Linked DNA regions of Homo sapiens: regions 1, 2, 3, 5 and 6 are each linked to region 4. A link is a contact called in ENCODE Hi-C or POLR2A ChIA-PET data. All regions are on one chromosome and are shown on one strand. Each heading gives the region's core, a stretch centred on a gene start or an enhancer-like site at or near the end of the contact. The rest is flanking DNA. Distances are from core to core; before and after follow the strand shown.

Evidence for each region. Hi-C counts contacts between places; a loop is a spot of excess contacts on that map. ChIA-PET counts read pairs that join two places held with the same protein, here RNA polymerase II (POLR2A). Pooled maps may share reads with other maps.
Region 1: a pooled map shows a loop between it and region 4 (6-fold over the local background). The contact joins the promoter of CYTH1 here to the promoter of EIF4A3 in region 4. A Hi-C loop is called at or near these places in 1 of 168 maps with a recorded cell type or tissue (ovary) and 4 of 50 pooled maps. POLR2A ChIA-PET finds 5 or more read pairs at or near these places in 1 of 52 experiments (T-cell).
Region 2: a loop to region 4 is called in a pooled map, with 11 times the contacts of the local background. The contact joins the promoter of MRPL12 here to the promoter of EIF4A3 in region 4. A Hi-C loop is called at or near these places in 5 of 50 pooled maps. POLR2A ChIA-PET finds 5 or more read pairs at or near these places in 2 of 52 experiments (activated CD4-positive, alpha-beta T cell and activated naive CD8-positive, alpha-beta T cell).
Region 3: a loop to region 4 is called in a pooled map, with 18 times the contacts of the local background. The contact joins the promoter of ACTG1 here to the promoter of EIF4A3 in region 4. A Hi-C loop is called at or near these places in 1 of 37 single-sample maps with no recorded cell type and 8 of 50 pooled maps. POLR2A ChIA-PET finds 5 or more read pairs at or near these places in 1 of 52 experiments (activated CD4-positive, alpha-beta T cell).
Region 5: a map with no recorded cell type shows a loop between it and region 4 (7-fold over the local background). The contact joins the promoter of PGS1 here to the promoter of EIF4A3 in region 4. A Hi-C loop is called at or near these places in 1 of 37 single-sample maps with no recorded cell type and 2 of 50 pooled maps. POLR2A ChIA-PET finds 5 or more read pairs at or near these places in 1 of 52 experiments (GM10248).
Region 6: a loop to region 4 is called in a pooled map, with 9 times the contacts of the local background. The contact joins the promoter of SLC38A10 here to the promoter of EIF4A3 in region 4. A Hi-C loop is called at or near these places in 1 of 37 single-sample maps with no recorded cell type and 7 of 50 pooled maps. POLR2A ChIA-PET finds 5 or more read pairs at or near these places in 1 of 52 experiments (activated CD4-positive, alpha-beta T cell).

The regions. Positions count from the first base shown.
Region 1 is chr17:78,780,872-78,783,992 of GRCh38, forward strand. It overlaps CYTH1 (cytohesin 1), which reads right to left and starts at 1,402. Exons shown (of 14, transcript NM_004762.6): 1 at 1,331-1,402. The coding sequence starts at 1,352. RefSeq lists silencers at 522-921, 1,182-1,461, 1,502-1,661.
Region 2 is chr17:81,701,917-81,704,616 of GRCh38, forward strand. MRPL12 (mitochondrial ribosomal protein L12) reads left to right here and starts at 1,451. Exons shown (of 5, transcript NM_002949.4): 1 at 1,451-1,659; 2 at 2,328-2,514. The coding sequence starts at 1,586. It overlaps HGS (hepatocyte growth factor-regulated tyrosine kinase substrate), which reads left to right. Exons shown (of 22, transcript NM_004712.5): 22 at 1-205. RefSeq lists enhancers at 331-934, 879-948, 935-1,538 and a silencer at 1,439-1,818.
Region 3 is chr17:81,511,549-81,514,378 of GRCh38, forward strand. It overlaps ACTG1 (actin gamma 1), which reads right to left and starts at 1,251. Exons shown (of 6, transcript NM_001614.5): 1 at 1,186-1,251; 2 at 684-812; 3 at 355-594; 4 at 1-78. The coding sequence starts at 806. RefSeq lists enhancers at 697-786, 1,997-2,276, 2,307-2,356 and silencers at 1,007-1,176, 1,377-1,856, 2,487-2,676.
Region 4 is chr17:80,145,878-80,148,855 of GRCh38, forward strand. It overlaps EIF4A3 (eukaryotic translation initiation factor 4A3), which reads right to left and starts at 1,251. Exons shown (of 12, transcript NM_014740.4): 1 at 916-1,251. The coding sequence starts at 1,084. RefSeq lists enhancers at 478-1,192, 1,193-1,905, 1,906-2,619, 2,620-2,978 and silencers at 830-879, 1,720-1,909.
Region 5 is chr17:78,377,281-78,380,426 of GRCh38, forward strand. It overlaps PGS1 (phosphatidylglycerophosphate synthase 1), which reads left to right and starts at 1,369. Exons shown (of 10, transcript NM_024419.5): 1 at 1,369-1,528. The coding sequence starts at 1,386. RefSeq lists an enhancer at 1,258-2,219 and a silencer at 1,415-1,654.
Region 6 is chr17:81,293,972-81,296,874 of GRCh38, forward strand. It overlaps SLC38A10 (solute carrier family 38 member 10), which reads right to left and starts at 1,336. Exons shown (of 16, transcript NM_001037984.3): 1 at 852-1,336. The coding sequence starts at 950. RefSeq lists silencers at 812-881, 982-1,251 and an enhancer at 1,912-2,001.

The DNA of each region.
Region 1 (3,121 bases), core at 152-2,651, 1.4 Mb before region 4:
TGGCACGCGCCTGTAGTCCCAGCTACTCAGGAGCCTGAGGCAGGAGAATCGCTCAGCTCACCCAGGAGGCCGAGGTTGCAGTGAGCCGAGATGGCGCCACTGCACTACAGCCTGGGCGACAGAGTGAGACTCCGTTTCAAAAATAAAATAAAATAAAATAAAATAATAAAATAAAATAAAATAAAAAATTAGCCGGGCATGGTGGCGTGCGTATGGTTCCAGCCACTCAAGAGGCTGACGTGAGCTACGATCACGCCACTGTGCTCCAGCCTGGGTGACAGAGCGAGATCTCGTCTCTTAAAAAAAAAAAAAAAAGAAAAATGTCCCATTAGTTATTAAACTAGAATTGGGTTCCATTTGGCCACAGAGTTCTGCTTTATTTGTACTTTGCTACCAAACCACAAAAGTTCACCACTTGTTCTATTTGCCATTCTTCCTTTTAATTCCTCATGAACAAACTTAATAAATTAACTACAGCATGTCAAACAACCTTTTGCAACCCTTGCAATTTCAAACTCTTGGAGGGAGGCACCCCTGGCCTGGGCCAGCAGCCTCAACGCGCGGGAGCGAAGGGAGCGGGACAGCGGCTCCGCTTGCCAAGTCCCCAGTCAGGGGAGGAGCGGCGTCCCCACCGCGGTGCCCCTCGGGCTCCACACCCGCGTCTCGGCAGGCGGCGACGCACCGGACCGGCGGCTACCGGGCCCAGACTCCCGCGGGCAGGGCCGTCCCGGAGCCCGCGCCTCGCCGGCGGCGCCGCTCCCCGTTCTCATTTCTGAACAAAGACGTGGACCGGGCACAACTCGCTGACGCCGAGAGCGGCCGGAAACTGCGGGGAACGCGGGCCCGGCCATCCGCGCGTCCGCCCCGAGCCCCGCAGAGGGGCGGCAGGGCCAGCGACCTCCACCCCTCGGCCCCCCGGGACCCGGACTGCGACCCCTGCCCCGGGGACCCCAGCGACCCCAACGACTCTCATCCCTCAGAGCCCCTGAGATCCTGCCCCGCGACCCCAACGACCCTCATTCCTCAGAGCTCGCGGCGACCCCTGGCCCCGCGAGACCGCGAGCCCGGCCTGTGACCCCCGCCCCAGCCACCCACATCCCTCAGCGCCGCCAGCGACCCCGGCCCCGGCGACCCTCATCCCTCAAAACCCCCTGCGACCCCCGCCCCGCGAGGGCCCCGCGCACCGCTCGCCCGCCGGTCGCCCCGGGCTCCGCGTCCCGCACCAGTGTCCCCGGGAAACGCCAGCCGCCGCAAGCGCTGCCGGACGGCCGGGCCCGGAGGGGACTGGGGGACAGCGAGGGGGAAGCGTCCGCCGCCGGGGCGCACTGACCGTAGCTGTCGTCCTCCTCCATGGTGCGGGAGCCGGGCTCCGCGCTCCGGCTCGCCGCTCGCGTCCCGCCGCGCCACCCGCGCCCCCGCTCGCCTCAGCCCGGCTCGGAGCCCCGCCCCCGGCGCCCCGCGCCCCGCGCCCCGCCCGCCCGCGCCTGCGCCTGCGCCCGCCCCCTGCCCCCGGCCCGAGGCCCCGCCCCTCGCCCGAGGCCCCGCCTTCCTCCCGCGCGCGCCGCACCCCGGGTACCCGGCCTCCTCCCGAGGCTCCGGCCTGCGCACGCGCGTCCACCCGAGGCTCCTCCCCTGCCCCCGCCTCTAGACCACGCCCCCGTCCCGAGACACACACACCCCCCCCCCTTCTCCCGGTCCGCCTCCTGGGGCCGAGCAGGTTTCGGTTTCTGAAGGGCGGTGCAAGTCCCCGGGGTGGCGGACTCGACCTGGCCTGCAGCCAGGCTACTGCACGAAAGCCCAAGGTCGTGTCCGGCCACTGAAGGGCAGGGTGGTCCTTGCTGACGCCAACCTGGAAGGTCAGACCCGGCCCCAGCTTGCCAGGGAGGGCCCGGTCCTTGGCGAAAGGCCACAAAAGCTATTTGAAGTCATTTACTCCTGCGTTCAGAACCTTTACATGCTGTATGTCCTAAGTTTACTGCTTCTACTTCTTTTTATTTGTCCTGAGTTTTACCTGGGTCAAGATTGAAAGGAGGGCACTTCAAGTCCCAGCGTTTTGGATTTTATTTATTTATTGGAGACGAGTTTCGCTCTTGTTGCCCAGGCTGGAGTGCAGTGGCCCGATCTCGGCTCACTGAAACCTCCGCCTCCCGGGTTCAAGCGATTGTCCTGCCTCAGCCTCCTGAGTAGCTGTGATTACAGGCATGTGCCACCAGGCCCGACTAATTGTATTTTTAGTAGAGACGGGGTTTCGCCATGTTGGCCAGGCTGGTCTCGAACTCCTGACCTCAAATAATCCGCCTGCCTCGGCCTCCCAAAGTGCTGGGATTACAGGTATGAGCCACCGCGCTCGGCCTTCTCTTTCTTTATGACAGAGGACAATCCCACTGCTGCAGAATGCCAGCACCAGAACCCCCCTTTCCCCCTGCAGTCACTTGTGGCTCCTGCACCCTACACAGAACACTCACTGAGAACTCCACAGAGATCCCTGGACTGCTGGGAATTTTTTGGACCAACCAAAAAACGGGAGTAAAAGCCACAGAACTCTTTCCTTGTGGGCCCACCTGTCCTGAGTTTTACTATTTTTCTTTTTCTTTTATTTATTTATTCATTTTGAGACAGAGTCTCACTCGCTGTGTTGCTCAGGCTAGAGTACGGTGGCACCATCATGACTCCCTGCAACCTCTGCTTCCCAGGCTCAAGCAGTTCTCCCACCTCAGCCTCCTGAGTAGCTGAGACTGCAGGCACCGGCCACCATACCTGGTTAATTTTTGTATTTTTTGTAGAGACGGAGGTTGCTAGGTTGCCCAGGCTGGTCTCGAACTCCTAGGCTCAAGTGATCCTTTCTCTTTGGTCTCCTTCCTTGGCCTCCCAAAGTACTGGAATTACAGGCGTGAGCCACCACGCCTGGCTGGATTCATGATCTTAACCTTCACTGACTTTACCAGATTGTCCAGTTTTACAGGTGACCTTAGAGAGTCACATTTTGGCCCTAACGTGTCCTTGGGCTTCGGCGTGTGAGGTCAGAGACCCAGCTGCATTTTGTTCCTCTTGGCCTAGACTTAGGACACTTTTAGAATTGACCCCACATTGACCTGGCAAATCTTCTCAAACCATCTGTCAC
Region 2 (2,700 bases), core at 201-2,700, 1.6 Mb after region 4:
CACCCCCCAAGCAGCCTGTGCCCTCTGGCCGCACTGTGAGCTGGCTGTGGTGTCTGGGTGTGGCCTGGGGCTCCCTCTGCAGGGGCCTCTCTCGGCAGCCACAGCCAAGGGTGGAGGCTTCAGGTCTCCAGCTTCTCTGCTTCTCAGCTGCCATCTCCAGTGCCCCAGAATGGTACAGCGATAATAAAATGTATTTCAGAAAGCATCAGCGTTTTTTCTTTAATTAATTTTTTTGAGATGGAGTCTCACTCTGTCACCCAGGCTGGAGTGGTGATCTCCGCTCACTGCAAGCTCCGCCTCCTGGGTTCAAGCGATTCTCGGGCCTCAGCCTCCCGAGTAGCTGGACTACAGGTGCACCCCATTACCATGCCTGGCTAGTTTTTGTATTTTTAGTAGCGACGGTGTTTCACCATGTTGGCCAGGCTGGTCGTGAACGCCTAACCTCAGGTGATCCACCTGCCTCGGGCTCCTAAAGTGCTGGGATTACAGGCATGAGCCACCGCGCCCGACCTGCATCAACGTTTGCTCAGGGGGCAGGTGGTCAGGCTGATGGCCCAGCTGCAGGCAGGGTCATTTCCAGCCTGCCCCTCCCTGAGGCTGCGTGCCAGGGTTCATGTGTGCCCTCCGCGGCTCTGCACTGACCCCGCCGGTAGCTGGGGAGGAGTTTGGGCTTGGCGCCTCCTTCGTGTAGTGGCTGAAGCTTCCCGGGTGCTCCTCATTCCTGGGAAGGGAGTCGGGTGATGGGAACGGTGGGAGCTCAGCGCTCCGAGTCTGCGGCCGGGGGCCAGCGGGGCTGAAACGCGCCTCCTGAGTGTTGAAAGCGGCAGGCGCCGGCCTTTGCACCCAGAGGCCAGGGCGTCTCACTCACCTTCACATCCAGGCCTCTTAGGGGAGCGCGGCTTTGGCTTTTCCAGGAAGGAATGGACTCCAACGGACAGGGAAAGAAGAAGTGTGGAGAGACGGGCAGGATAAGCAGGCACTGGGCCCAAGCCGCCCTTGGAGGCTCTGCCTGTTCTGATCTGAAGGCGGAGGCTCAGCCGTGCTCTCCCAGGAAGCCACCTGGGCGTTTGGGGCTTTAGCTAGGAAAGAGGATGTCGCCTGCGGCTGCGAAGGCGCCAAAGCCCAGACCTCGCGCCTCCGCCCGCGACGGCGGCACTGGGGGCCCGGAGCGGGCGGGAGACGTGGATTACTGCGGGCTTCGGGGCCCTAGCCTCGACCGCGACGTTCGCTCGCATCGCGTACGGACAGAAACCCGTGAGCGCTGAAGAAAGAACACCTGAATCCGGAGCCCCAGCCCCCGTCGCTCGTTTGCGCGACCCCAAAACCTGGCGGGACGAGGGTCGCCCGATGTCTAGCTGCCGCCACAGACGACGCTTTTGCGTCTGCGCAGCGCGCCGCCTTGTGGGTAATCTCAGGGTGAGACGAGGCTAGCGCGAGGTACGGCTAGAGCGTCATTTCCGGCTCGAATGCCCGGCAGCCGTGGCGGCTAGAGCGTTCCTCCCCAGCTCGAATGCCCGGCGGCCGAGGCGGCTAGAGCGTCGCCTCCTCCCGGGGAACCGCGTGTGACCTTCCAGCCCGCGGACCGATGCTGCCGGCGGCCGCTCGCCCCCTGTGGGGGCCTTGCCTTGGGCTTCGGGCCGCTGCGTTCCGCCTTGCCAGGTACGCGGGATCCTGGGGCGGTCCGGGCCGGCAGGCGGGTTAGGGGGCAGCCGGGCACTGAGGGGTCGATCCGGGCGAGGAGGGCGGCGGGGCCGGCCTCCCTGCAGCGGCCAGGCCGGGCTTGGGGGTCCCATCGGGGGCGCGGGGAGGAGGCCTCCCGGTGCGCACGCCCCTTCCCTCCTGGGCCGTGGAAAGCGCCGGGGTCGGCCCCAGATGACCTTGGACGATTCCCTGCTCCTCCCTTGGCCTCAGCCTTTTCCGCAGCAAAGGCCCATCCGTGGGTGCGGCGTTTTGCGGCCAGGGGCCCCCATGTTTTGGGAGGCTTTGCGCAGGAAGATGCACCTAAGTAATAGTTTCGCCACCGCTGGGTTGATGTAGTTCATTCAAACCAGAAACTTGAGGTTTGAGTGGTATGGCTGCAAATAAACACGTGGCTTTCTAAGGCTCTTTGAAGAATTTAAAGTAACTTGCAAATCTTATCAATACGGACCCCTTGAGGTCTGAGAACCCTGGACTGGGACCAAGGAGCTAGGTAATTTCCGGCCCTAGTGATTACCAGCCTGAGCTTATGGCACCCACCAGTCCCCCAGTTGTCCTGCCCCTCTGGTTTCTGCAGCCCCTTCCATTCCAGGACTGACAAGTCTGTTTTAATTGGGGGTGGGGGCTAGGCGACAGGTGCCATGTGTCTGTGCCGTGCGACATATGAGGAGCAGCGGCCATCAGAGGTGTGAGGCCCTCGCTGGTGCACCCCTGGATAACGCCCCCAAGGAGTACCCCCCCAAGATACAGCAGCTGGTCCAGGACATCGCCAGCCTCACTCTCTTGGAAATCTCAGACCTCAACGAGCTCCTGAAGGTATCGTGAGAGGGTGGCACAGACCCAGGGGCTGGAAGTTTCAGGGCCCCTGTGTTTTGTTCCTGGTGTATTTTGGGAGTTTGGTAAATTGTCAAAAGTGTGTTTGTCCAGGTGCAAGGTCCATGCCAGGCTAGTTGCCCCTCCTCAGTAGGTTCCGGCTGGTGTGAGGGCCAGCTGTGGACACTG
Region 3 (2,830 bases), core at 1-2,500, 1.4 Mb after region 4:
GCGCCCAGAGGCGTAGAGGGACAGCACGGCCTGGATGGCCACGTACATGGCCGGGGTGTTGAAGGTCTCAAACATAATCTGAGAAGGGACAAGGGGCGGCTTAGTCAGGGACAGAGACCCACGGCCACCCCATGCTCACACGCCACAACATGCTGCATGCCAGTGTGATGTGTGGAGAAAAGAAAAGAACGCAGGCAGAAACCAAATGAGAAACCTGGAGGCTTCAGGGAGGAAATGCCGGGAGAGGAACAGAGCCTGGAACAGCGAAAGAAACACTTAAATGTCAGAAATCAAGCCGGGCAGAAAATGACTGGGGAAAGGACGGGAGGAGCACGGGCGTCGGCCGAGCCTCACCTGAGTCATCTTCTCTCTGTTGGCCTTGGGGTTCAGGGGGGCCTCGGTCAGCAGCACTGGGTGCTCCTCCGGGGCCACGCGCAGCTCGTTGTAGAAGGTGTGGTGCCAGATCTTCTCCATGTCGTCCCAGTTGGTGACGATGCCATGCTCAATGGGGTACTTCAGGGTCAGGATGCCACGCTTGCTCTGGGCCTCGTCGCCCACGTAGGAGTCCTTCTGGCCCATGCCCACCATGACGCCCTGCAGGGGACGACCCGTCAGCCTCGCCGGCGACACCGAACCCACCCCGCAACGCAGAACCCAGGAGCCCCGCGGCGCCATCCACTCACCTGGTGTCTGGGGCGCCCGACGATGGAAGGAAACACGGCTCGGGGAGCGTCGTCCCCAGCAAAACCAGCTTTGCACATGCCGGAGCCATTGTCAATGACCAGCGCGGCGATCTCTTCTTCCATTGCGACCTGCCCGGAAAAGGATGGACTCAGGCGGGCGCGTCTGTAACACGGTCCCCTCCCCACAGCCACCTAATGCCCTCCCGCGGGGAAGCCTCGGCCCTGCCCCAACCCCAGCGGCCGTGGCCTCCAAGATCGCAACCGCCTGGAACCGAAGGCCGGGCCTTTTACGTAACGTCCACGGCTCGGAAGTCTGCACTGCGGCCGGGCCCCGCCCTGGACCCCCGGCGCCCCCCCAGCCCCGTCCGCCTGACCCGGCCCACCCCGCCTTTTGTTCCCGGGGAAGGCGCGACGAGGCCTCGGCAGCTGGAAGCGGGGCCAGCCGGGGTCGGGGGGCGCAGGCCTGCGACGTCCAGCTCAGGCCCCGGGGCGGGGCGCTCACCGGCAGAGAAACGCGACGGCGGAGCGGCGGAAGAACAGAGTGCGAGAGCTGGCAGCGGCGACTGAGACCGACCGCGGCCTCCCCCGCCGTTATTTAAGCGGAAGCGGCGCGCCCGCGCGGCCCGGCGGCGCGCGCGGCCCCAGAACATGTCCATATATGGCGATCTTTCCGAAAGCCGGGCACCCATTGGCCCGCCGGGCAGGGACACGTGGGGCCCCGGCCCGCCCCGCCCCCAGCCCGCACCGCCTCCCAACGGCCCCGCCCGCGCCACCCCCGCGCGCTCGCGACCCTGCGCGGGCCGGCGGGCGGGTCTGAGTTGGGGCGCCCTCCGAGGGTCGCCGGGAGGGCCGAAGGGCTGACGGGCCTGGCCCCTCCCCGGGACTGCCGCGCCGTGGGGAGGGCCCTGCTGCGCCCCGAAACTGCCTGACCCGGGGCGGGGCCGCGCCGGAGCTGGGGTGGGTCCCCGAGTCCCCGGCCACGCTGCGGGGCTTTGCTCCCTGGGACGTCCCTTGCAATCTTTCCCCTCGGGCTCCACGAGGATCTCGGGCGCCAGTGCCGGGCTGAGGAAGGGGCGCGGCGGGGGTCCGCGACGCTCTGCGTCCCTGGGCGCGGGGGAGCTCTCAGGAGCCCTCACCTCGCCCCGGTCACCATAGGAAACAGCCCGCCCGTCCCCAAGCGCAGCCACCACCATGCAGGTCCCTCCACGGGGCGCCCTGCCCCGGATCTCCGTTCGTTTGAAGACCGAGGCCCCTTTCTACCCGACCCGACACATCCCTGCCCCTCAAATCACAGGCCTGATTGTCCCCAGGCGCGCGCTCCGGGTTGGGGCTACCCCGCCCCCTTATGTGCTGAGAAGGTGGTGTGGAGTGAGGCCTTTGTTTCATTCTGGTCACCTGTAGACATTATAGGGAAACTGAGGTAGACAATGGGAGCCCTGACTTTTTTGAAGGTCGGCTCCCCAGCTTCGGGCGGTCGGGGGGATACCCTCTTCTGTTTACGATGCTAGTTAAGAGCAGCGATCAGGGCTGGCGTGGGTTTAGCCACAGGCTTGTCCAGGGCGCTCACTCCTCGCCAGGAGCGGCGCCGGTGCTTTGGTTACACCCCGAGAGGCGCCCGGCACTACGGTTTCCTTGTGCGCTGCTGGAATTTTCAGGGTTGGAGCGCCGGCCGCGTAGGGGTGGCAGTGAGGCCGCGCAGTGAGGGGACGGACTCGCCCGAGGTCGCAGAGCGTTCAGATTGACTCGACAGGCTGGGGGGCGGGGCCGGGGTCCCCACGCGGAGTCCGGGGCCCTGCAACGTTAGCTCGCGACCCCGTGTTTGGGAGTGACAACAGCGAGTCAGGGCAAGGCGGCCGGCCCAGCTCACCTGCGGGCTGCAGTCAGCCCGGACGCCGAGACCCGTGCCTAAGGCCCCCGTGCCCCAGGCCTCCCAGGGGTGCTGAGCGCCCCCAGGCCCAGAATCTCCGGGGGCCCGGGCAAGGCTGTCAGGTATGTTCCCTCCCGTGGCGAAGCCGGGGCTGGGCCTCCAACAGACCCACCCGGACTCGCGTCCCTGGGCAGAACCACACAGCCTGCTCGACCCCCGGGTGAGGACTTCCACTTGGGGGGTCCCAAGATGCGACGTCACACACCGAGGGACACGAGGC
Region 4 (2,978 bases), core at 1-2,500:
GGTACTCCATCTCCAAGGCAGCACAATCCTCTCTTCCCTGAACTGCAGCAAAAGCTCCCAACTCTCTTGTTTCCTCTCCTGCCTTGCCTCGCCTCACCTCAAATCTACAGACACCCAGAAGAATCTTTAAAACTGTAAATGTGATCGTGTCACATAGCTACTTAAAACCTTCCACTGGCTTCCCACTAGATTTCTAAATGAAATTCAAATTATTCGTCACCCTACACGTCTTTGCTAGATCTGCCCCGACTAGCTCTCCAAAATCCCACCACAGGGGACTTCTTTCAGTTCCTGGAATGCAGCTGGCTAAGGGCTGCAAGGCCCTGGCACCAGCTGTTCCTTCTGCCCCAACTGCTCTTCCCTCTTCTCATAACAGTCTCCTTCATCCAGAACTCTGCTCAAATGGCACCCCCTCCTGCGAACCCCCTTACCTCTCTGCTTTACTAATTCTCTCCTCCTTCCCAGTCCCACTCTATTCAATTACCCCGCTTCAGGTTCTTCAGGTTGCCTGGGCAACCTGACAGTATGCTTTCCCCCCAAACGAAATTCAAAACCCGTAAAGGCGCAAACCCTTCCGGTTTACCGCCAAAACCCCAGTACCTAGAAAAGCTAATAGGTAGAAATCAGTTATCTGCTGAATGAAGGACGCTGAGGTGCCTCGAAGCGGCTGCAGCCCCCGACAGACCCAGCGCCGAGCTCTGCACGGGGGACACACACCGAAAGCGCCGACACAGCCAGGCGTGAGGGCGAGGACGGGGGTGGGGGTGGGGGTCGGACGTCACTGGCCCCCGAGCCTCGACCCTGACCACGACCTCCGGAGCGCAGGGCCGGCCCGGGAGTCACCAGTCTGGCCCTCAGCCCCCGGCTCGCCCCCGACTCGCCCCCGGCTGGCCCCCGCGGCCCGCGCCCGCTCACCGTAAGCGTAGATGCCCCGCAGCAGGTCCTCCCGCAGGCCCATGGTGTCGAACGTGGGGGTCACATCCACCTCCTCGCTGGTCTCGAATTCCACTTTAGTCATGTCTTCCTCTTTGAGCAGCCGCTTTCGCGCCGAGCCCGAGGTCGCCATCGTGGCCGTGGTCGCCATGATTCAGAGTCCGCGGAAGAGCACAGCGCGCGCCGCTGCCGACCTCGCTGCCGCTGCCGACCTCGCTGTGCCGCTGCCGACCTCGCTGCCGCTGCCGACCTCGCTGTGCCGCTGCCGACCTCGCTGTGCCGCTGCCGACCTCGCTGTGCCGCTGCCGACCTCGCTGTGCCGCTGCCGAGAACAGACGCCTTAAGTATGCGAAAGCGAGAGACGTGCGTGCGTACGTGCGTACGTGCGTACGCGCGACGCGGCCACGCCTCTGGGGGACGGGGCACTCTTCGTCACGTGAAAGGGAACTGGGCGTTTGCCGCAGGGAAAAGTAAGGTGTTTCTGCTCTCGCGCCATATGCAGTTCCCGCGGGATCTCGTTGAGGGCGGGGCACCCAGTTCCTTACGAAAGGGATGGAGGGGGTGGTACTTCTAAAGTTGGCGGTGTTTCGTACCGGCCGCGGGATTTCGCGGACTGGGGCGCTGAGGTTCTTTGAGCGGCGTGTGGACCTGAATTCCCTGGAAACAGGCTGGGGCCGCGAGGGGCCTCCGCTCCGGGCGGGGTCCCCAGATAGCCCCGCCTCGAATAAAAATGACGAGCACGGGTCCTCTCTCGGGCCCGCAGTGGGTGGACTGCGTCGCAGACCCGTAGTGGAGGCGCCCAGCTCGCCGGGGAGATTCGAGTGGAAACCCTCACGGCCGCCGGTGGTGGGCCCCGGCGCGGCGCTGGGCTCCGGCGGGTCTGCGCTGGGGAGGGCCAGGGCCCCTGAAGCCGGCGTCCCTCTTAGGGGACGCGCCTGGGTGTGTCTTCACCGTTTGCCTGGTGAGTTGGAGACAGGGTCTCGCTCCGTCGCCCAGGCTGGAGTGCAGTGGTAGGATCAGGGTTCATTGTAGCCTCCGCCTCAGCCTCTGGAGTAGCTGGGACCTCAGGCGCGCGCCACCACGCCCGGCTAATTTTTTAAATTTTTTTGTAGAGACGGGGTTGGGGGAGGCGGGGGTTAGGGTTGTCCTGGCTGGTCTTGAACTGCGGGGCCTCAGGTGATCCGCCTGCCTTGGCCTCCCAAAGTGCTGGGATTACAGGCATGAGCCACTGTGCCCGGCAAGCAGCTGTTATAAATAAAATACATGCTGAGCCTGCAATTTGCTCTTAATGAAGGCCACTTGTCAGTAGACGGTGCTGCTAATGCGTGTCCTGCAGCAAAGATAACCCAGACGGGATCATTTTTTAATTGCCCAGCAGAACTTTAACCAGTTGTGCATCTTAACCTGCTTTTTGTTTGTTCGTTTGTTTGTTTTGAGACAGTCTGGCCCTGTCGCCCAGGCTGGAGTGCCATGGCGCGATCTCGGTTCACTGCAGCCTCCACCTCCCGAGCACAGGCGATCCTCCCGCCTCAGCCTCCAGAGCACCTGGGACCACAGGTGTCCACGCGCAGCCACTAACCGCTTTCTTATCTGACACTTTAAGTGCTTCTTCGTACCCAGCTCCTCTAACGCCTTTTGAAGCAGCTCCATCATCTTTGAAGGGCAGTTCATGCTGTTGAGAATCATGTTTTTAACTTTGGGAAAATTGTATTTCCACGAGCGCCAGCTCTGTCCTTTTTTTTTTTTTTTTTTTTTTTTTTTTTTGACGGAGTCTTGCTCGGTTCGCCCAGGCTGGAGTGCAGTGTCGCGATCTCAGCTCACTGCAAGTTCTGTCGCCCAGGTTCACGCCATTCTCCTGCCTCAGCCTCCCAAATAGCTGGGACTACAGACACGCGCCACCACGCCCAGCTAATTTTCTGTATTTTTAGTATAGACCGGGTTTCACCATGTTGGCCAGGATGGTCTTGATCTCTTGACCTCATGATCCGCCCACCTCGGCTTCCCAAAGTGCTAGGATTACAGGCGTGAGCCACCGCGCCCCGCTA
Region 5 (3,146 bases), core at 119-2,618, 1.8 Mb before region 4:
CAAAAAAAAAAAAAAAAAAAAAGTGTTCTTGGTGTATGAGGATGTGCTCCGTCAGCTTTTTGGGCATAGAACTGTGTGTTGCCAGGGGCCAGTGATATCTGTGTACTTGGGCATATCAGGAGGGTGGAAGACTGTTCATCTCACACAGATTTGCTTAGGCTGTTCTGTGCCATGGAGCTGCAGCCTCTGGGGCTAACAGGGTGAAAAATGATTCCTCTCTCAGTCTGGTGGGGATTTTCCGTGGTTCTGTGCACCTTAGTGAGTCAGCGTTAACCAGGTTACAAGACTTTGTACAAGAACAGACTTTGTTCAAGTTTAACACCTTAGGGGTGTTGTACAAGTCTAAAGAACACCCTATCAATTAGAGCCTCAAACAGTAATTCCCTCACTTATCAGTGAGAAGTCCTTTTTTTTTTTTTTTTTTTTTTTTTTTGACGGAGTTTTGCTCTTGTTGCCCAGGCTGGAGTACAGTGGTTCGATCTTGGCTCACTGCAACCTCCACCTCCTGGGTTCAAGCGATTATCCTGCCTCAGCCTCCTGAGTAGTTTGGGATTACAGGCATGGGCCACTGCGCCCAGCTAATTTTTTGCATTTTTAGTAGAGACGGGGTTTCATCAGGTTGGCCAGGCTGGTCTCGAACTCCTGACTTCAGGTGATCCACCCGCCTCTGCCTCCCAGAGTGCAGGGATTACAGGCGTGAGCCACTGCGCCGGCCGAGGAGTCAATCTTGACAGCCAGTGGTCAGGCTCGGTGGCTCATGTCTGTAATGGCAACACTTTGGGAGGCTGAGGCTGGATGATCTCTTGAGCCCAGGAGCTCGAGACCGGCCTGGGCAACGTAGTGAGACCCCCATCTCGACAAAAAAGTAAAGAATTAGCCGGGCATGGTGGCACACGCACTTTGGTGGTCCCAGCACTTTGGGAGTGGTCCCAGCACTTTGAGAGGATCCCCTGAGGCCGGGAGGTCGAGGCTGCAATGCGCCAAGATCGCGCCACTGCACTCCAGCCTGGGACACAGACCGAGACTCTGTCTCAAAACAAACAAACAAAAGCTTTTTTGACAGCTGGTGAGTTGGAGCCAAGCGTGACGGTGCTAGAGCCCCTGCGCCGCATCCTTTCCTCCGCGACCTGTGACGAGTGACTGCAGGAATGCAGGCCACCTGGCGCCCTTACGGATTTAACGGGCCGGCTTCCGACCCCCTCCTGCGGCGCGACCACTGTTCCTCGCCTGTGTCCCCCAGAGGGGAAACTGAGGCTTGGGGGCGGTGCAGCGCCGCCCTCCCCGAGCCAGGGGTTCCGCGCCTGCGCGCCTGAGCCGTGTCCGCGCTCGCCTTTGTCAATAAAGTTCGCGCCCGCCGGGAGCGGAAGCGGAAGCGGCGAGTCTCCATGGCGGTGGCGGCGGCAGCTGCGGCGGGACCCGTGTTCTGGAGGCGACTGCTGGGCCTCCTGCCTGGCCGCCCAGGGCTGGCCGCGCTCCTGGGACGCCTGTCCGACCGCCTCGGCAGGAACCGGGACCGCCAGCGCAGGAGGTGAGAGGGGCGGCCGGGATGAGAGTGCAGCCCTCGCGGCTGCAGCCCGGCCCCCCGGCGCTCAAACTCCCGGCCCCAGCGTCCTGGGCATCCGCAGCGAGTCCCTCCCCGGTTTCCGGGCCCATTTCTGCCTCCCGGGGCTCGGCGCCTGACCTATGTGCTTCTTCACTGGCCTTCTTGAGGGAGGGTGGGCGGCTCGTGCTCCATTATCGGCCGGGTCCAGCCGGCGGGCCTCCTGCGCAGCCCGGCCAGTCCTTGCTCCCCGTCTACACCGTGCTTGTTGGCGAGCCCCGGCCACCGTGCACTTACACGTTAAAAGAGGGACTGTGTGTGCGTTCAGGGAGCTTCGGTCAAGCTCCAGAGGCTGTTTATATCATGGTTTCGGCCCCAGGATGTGAGTGTCGGAGAGTTCAGAGGGGTCTTTTCCTTAGGTAAGCCTGGCTGTGAGTGAATCACCGTTGCTGGGATTTTGTGTATAGAGCGTTTCTCACATCCTGCCAGAAAAAGCTGTGAAGCAATCCTTAGTAACACTCAGGCATGGGAAGAGGAGCCACTCGAAACACTTTTTACACATTTCAAAGGGCCTGTGTTCTGGAAAAGTACTGAAGTTATGTAAATGATGAAGTAGGCTTTGGAGCAATTTGTTCAGGCAGTGGTCTTTTAAAATAAACATTTGCCAAGAACATGCTGACCTGAGGCTTGCTAATATTAAAAAAAAGGGGATAAATAATTCTTGGCCGGGTGTGGTGGCTCACGCCTGTAATTCCAGCACTTTGGGAGGCCGAGGCAGGTGGATCACCTGAGGTCAGGAGTTTAAGACCAGCCTGACCAACATGGTGAAACCGTCTCTACTAAAAATACAAAATTAGCTGGGCATGGTGGTGCATGGCTGTAATCCCAGCTACTTGGGAGGCTGACCCTGAGGCAGGAGAATCGCTTGAACCCAGGAGGTGGAGTTTGCAGTGAGCCAAGATTGCCTCATTGCACTCCAGCCTAGGCAACAAGAGCAAAACTCTGTTTCAAAAAAAAAAAATTCTCTTGTGTGCAAATAGTTTTCTTTTCTTTTCTTTTTTTTTTGAGACGGAGTTTCACTCGTTGCCCAGACTGGAGTGCAATGGCGCAATCTTGGCTCACCTCAATCTCCACCTTCCAGGTTCAAGCGATTCTCCTGCCTCAGCCTCCCGAGTAGCTGGGATTACAGACATAAGCCACCACACCCGGCTAATTTTGTATTTTTAGTAGAGACAGGGTTTTTCCATGTTGGTCAGGCTGGTCTCTAACTCCCAGCCTCAGTTGATCCACCTGCCTCGGCCTCCCAAAGTGCTGGGATTACAGGCGTGAGCCACCGTGCCCGGCTGCAAATAGGTTTCTTAATTGAGTCTTACACTTGATCTTTAAAAAAAAAAATCTTAGAACTGCTTCCTTTAGTTGAGGTTGCATTGTGTTAGATTTTCTATCTGTACGTGTACTCCTCGGGTGAGATTTGACCTCCTGGGGTCAGACATCTAGTACAGAGATCTGGGGTCCAGTCATGTGTACTGATTCTAGGTACAGAAAAGAGCTTGCTTCATGGTGATCTATGGTGGAAGATTTTCATCGAAAACTCAAGTTTGATTTA
Region 6 (2,903 bases), core at 86-2,585, 1.1 Mb after region 4:
CCAACTGTGGTAACGTCTGCACACATTAGATCAAATGTGCAGTTTTTTGTTTTTGTTTTTGAGACGGAGTCTCCCTCTGTCGCCCAGGCTGGAGTGCAATGGCGTGATCTCGGCTCACTGCAACCTTCGGCTCATTGAAACCTTCGCCTCCCAGGTTCAAGCTATTCTCCTGTCTCAGCCTCCCAAGTATCTGGGATTACAGGCATGTGCCACCACCCCCGGCTAATTTTTGTATTTTCAGTAGAGATGGGGTTTCAGCATGTTGGTCAGGCAGTTCTCGAACTCCTGACCTCAGGTGATCCACTCGCCTCGGCCTCCCAAAGTGCTGGGATTACAGGTGTGAGCCACCACCCCCTGCCAAATGTGCGGTTTTTGTGAAACGCAGATCTTAGGTGTATAACCTGGTGGATGTTTTTAATCACCTTGCAACCAAGGTCCCTATCTAGTGTCGAAGCCTGGGAGTGGTGAGTTGTGTGCTTCTGAAGACAGGTGCAGTTGGGTCAGAGTTTTTAAAAACACGATAAAATGTAAAAATACGGAGTCCCACCGTTCCCTTCCGATTCTGGAGGATCATTTTGCTTTGTTACACTTTGCTTCGGTATCGAGTTTTTGAGTGTGGGGAACTTTCCGGCCCGGGCTGACAAGGGCTGCCAGGGCCAACGCCGTGCGCTTCTCATCCACGGATTCTCTACGGGAACTGCGCCGGGACCCAGAGGGTCGCCCCGCCCGCGGCCGCCTGCACCCGCCCAGCGAAGCCCTGCCCCGGCGGGAACTTTAACCAGGACGACCCAGCCAGACGCCCCCTCTGCGGGGGAGGCGAGGGCGGTGATCTCCGGGCCCACCGGACTCACCTGTTTGAAGCAGAAGGGCATGGTGAGGACACTGACCCCTACGATGCTGTTCACGATGTTCGTGATCAGCCCCCAGTTGGAGGCGGCGGCCGCGGTCATAGTGAGAGGTCTAGGGGCCCGGGGCGAGAGGCCTCGGGGGTCGCCGGGCTGCGGCCGGCTTTGGAAGCCCAGCCCGAGGCCACGGTCACAGGTCCCAACGTCCGGGACGCCGGTGGGGAGGGGATGGGCAGCCTGAACACGGGAGCCTGAGCAGGCGCGGGCGCGGGCCCCAGAGGCTGCCTGGAGGAGGCAGCCTCGAAGGCCGGCTGCGGGGGCGAGGTCAACCTCCGGACCCCGCCAAGCCCTGCGGCCGCCTCAGGGCCATGCGTCCCTCGCTCGGCCTCGCGGGCCGCCTGTGAATCTCCGAGCCCAGACCCGGAAGAGCCGCAGAGCCAGCTAGGGACACCTCAGCCCAACTCAGCTGCCGCCGCGGCGCTCACACTTCCGCCTTCCACGGGCTCCGTTGCCCGGAAGTGACGGCCAGGGGGTAGGGTTTGGTGGGACGCGAGCCAATGAGAGGCGGGCCCGGAGGGGCGGGCGGAAACTGGGCCGGTGGGCACCTGAGGGTCTCGCAGCTGTCCGGTTCGCCAAGCTGGTCCAGCCGACCTGTGCCCGGGGCCCCAGTTCAACGAGCTGGAGGACAAGGGACTCGCCCCGCGAGGCCTCGGTTTGGATGGGCAGTCGCGGGCTGGAGAGAAGGGGAGGCGCTGTGCCTTCCGGGGAGGAGCGGGTTTAAGGGTTCCTTTTTGACCTTTATTCCCAGGACCGATTCTGGGGCGAGTGCTTGGCGCCAGGGCACGGGGGCGGGGGCCCTGACTGCCTCAGCCGAAAAATAGTCTGTTGTGAGGAATTAGCACCTAGGAGGTAGGAATGAAACGCTGGGCACAGAGAGGCTCGGCCACTCCGCTAAGGCCACACAGCTCCAAGGGGAGGCGGTGCCCTGCCGAACTGCGCCCAGATCAGTGGCAATGTTGAACTTCACCTTTTCACACGAAAAGAGCAAGGGACATTCCTGGAGGGGACAGGAGAGGTGGAGGCTTACATGAACAGGGAAACCCGGGAGGGCTTCCAGAAGGAGGTGGCTTCTAGGCTGGAGCTTGAAGGACAAATGAGAATTCCTCGGGTAGAAATGGAGACCGGGGAGAGGAGAGAACAGAGAAGGGTCCCGATAGATCTGTGGATTCCTGGCACCTAGCTGCTCACTCTGAGTCTAATGAATGAGCGCGTAGACCGAATGGCTGGGAAGCAGCAAGTGATTCCAGGCTGCTGGGGGAGGACGGCGGAGGAAAGGAGGCCGTGTCTGCAGCACCTGCAGGACCAGGTGTCTTAGAACAGAGGCCCGTTCCTCAGGCACTGGCAGTGCAGCCACCAAGTAAGGCTGTGCCCCACCTTCAGGAGAACAGGAGGAAATGCCTGGGTAAAGACTAATTAAATACGCAGGCAAAATAACAAATGCCTGCGTTCTTTTTTTTTTTTTTCTTCAGTCAGAGTCTTGCTCTGTCGCCCAGGCTGTATATGCAGTGGTGTGATCTTGGCTCACTGCAACCTCCACCTCCCAGGTTCAAGCTATTCTCATGCCTCAGCCTCCCAAGTAGCTGGAATTACAGGCTCCCGCCACCACACCCGGCTAATTTTTGTATTTTTAGTAGAGACCAGGTTTCACCATGGTGGCCAGGCTTGCCTCAAACTCCCGACCTCAGGTGATCCGCCCACCTCGGCCTCCCAAAGTGCTGGTATTACAGGCATGAGCCACCGCACCCAGCCCATTTACTTTTATATAAATGAAATGGCATACACATTCCATAACCTCCTTTTTATTATGTAATTTTCATCAAATGTTATGCATGCGAGGTAGGCTGGGCAATTTACATGTATGTTTTCACAAATAGCAAATACCATGGACCCGCTATTGAGCTTTAAGAACAAAATATTACCGAAGACTTAGATCCTCCCTTTCAGTTCCTCCCCAGTTCCAGCACCTTCTTCCCCTCTTCCCTGCTATCCTGAGACATC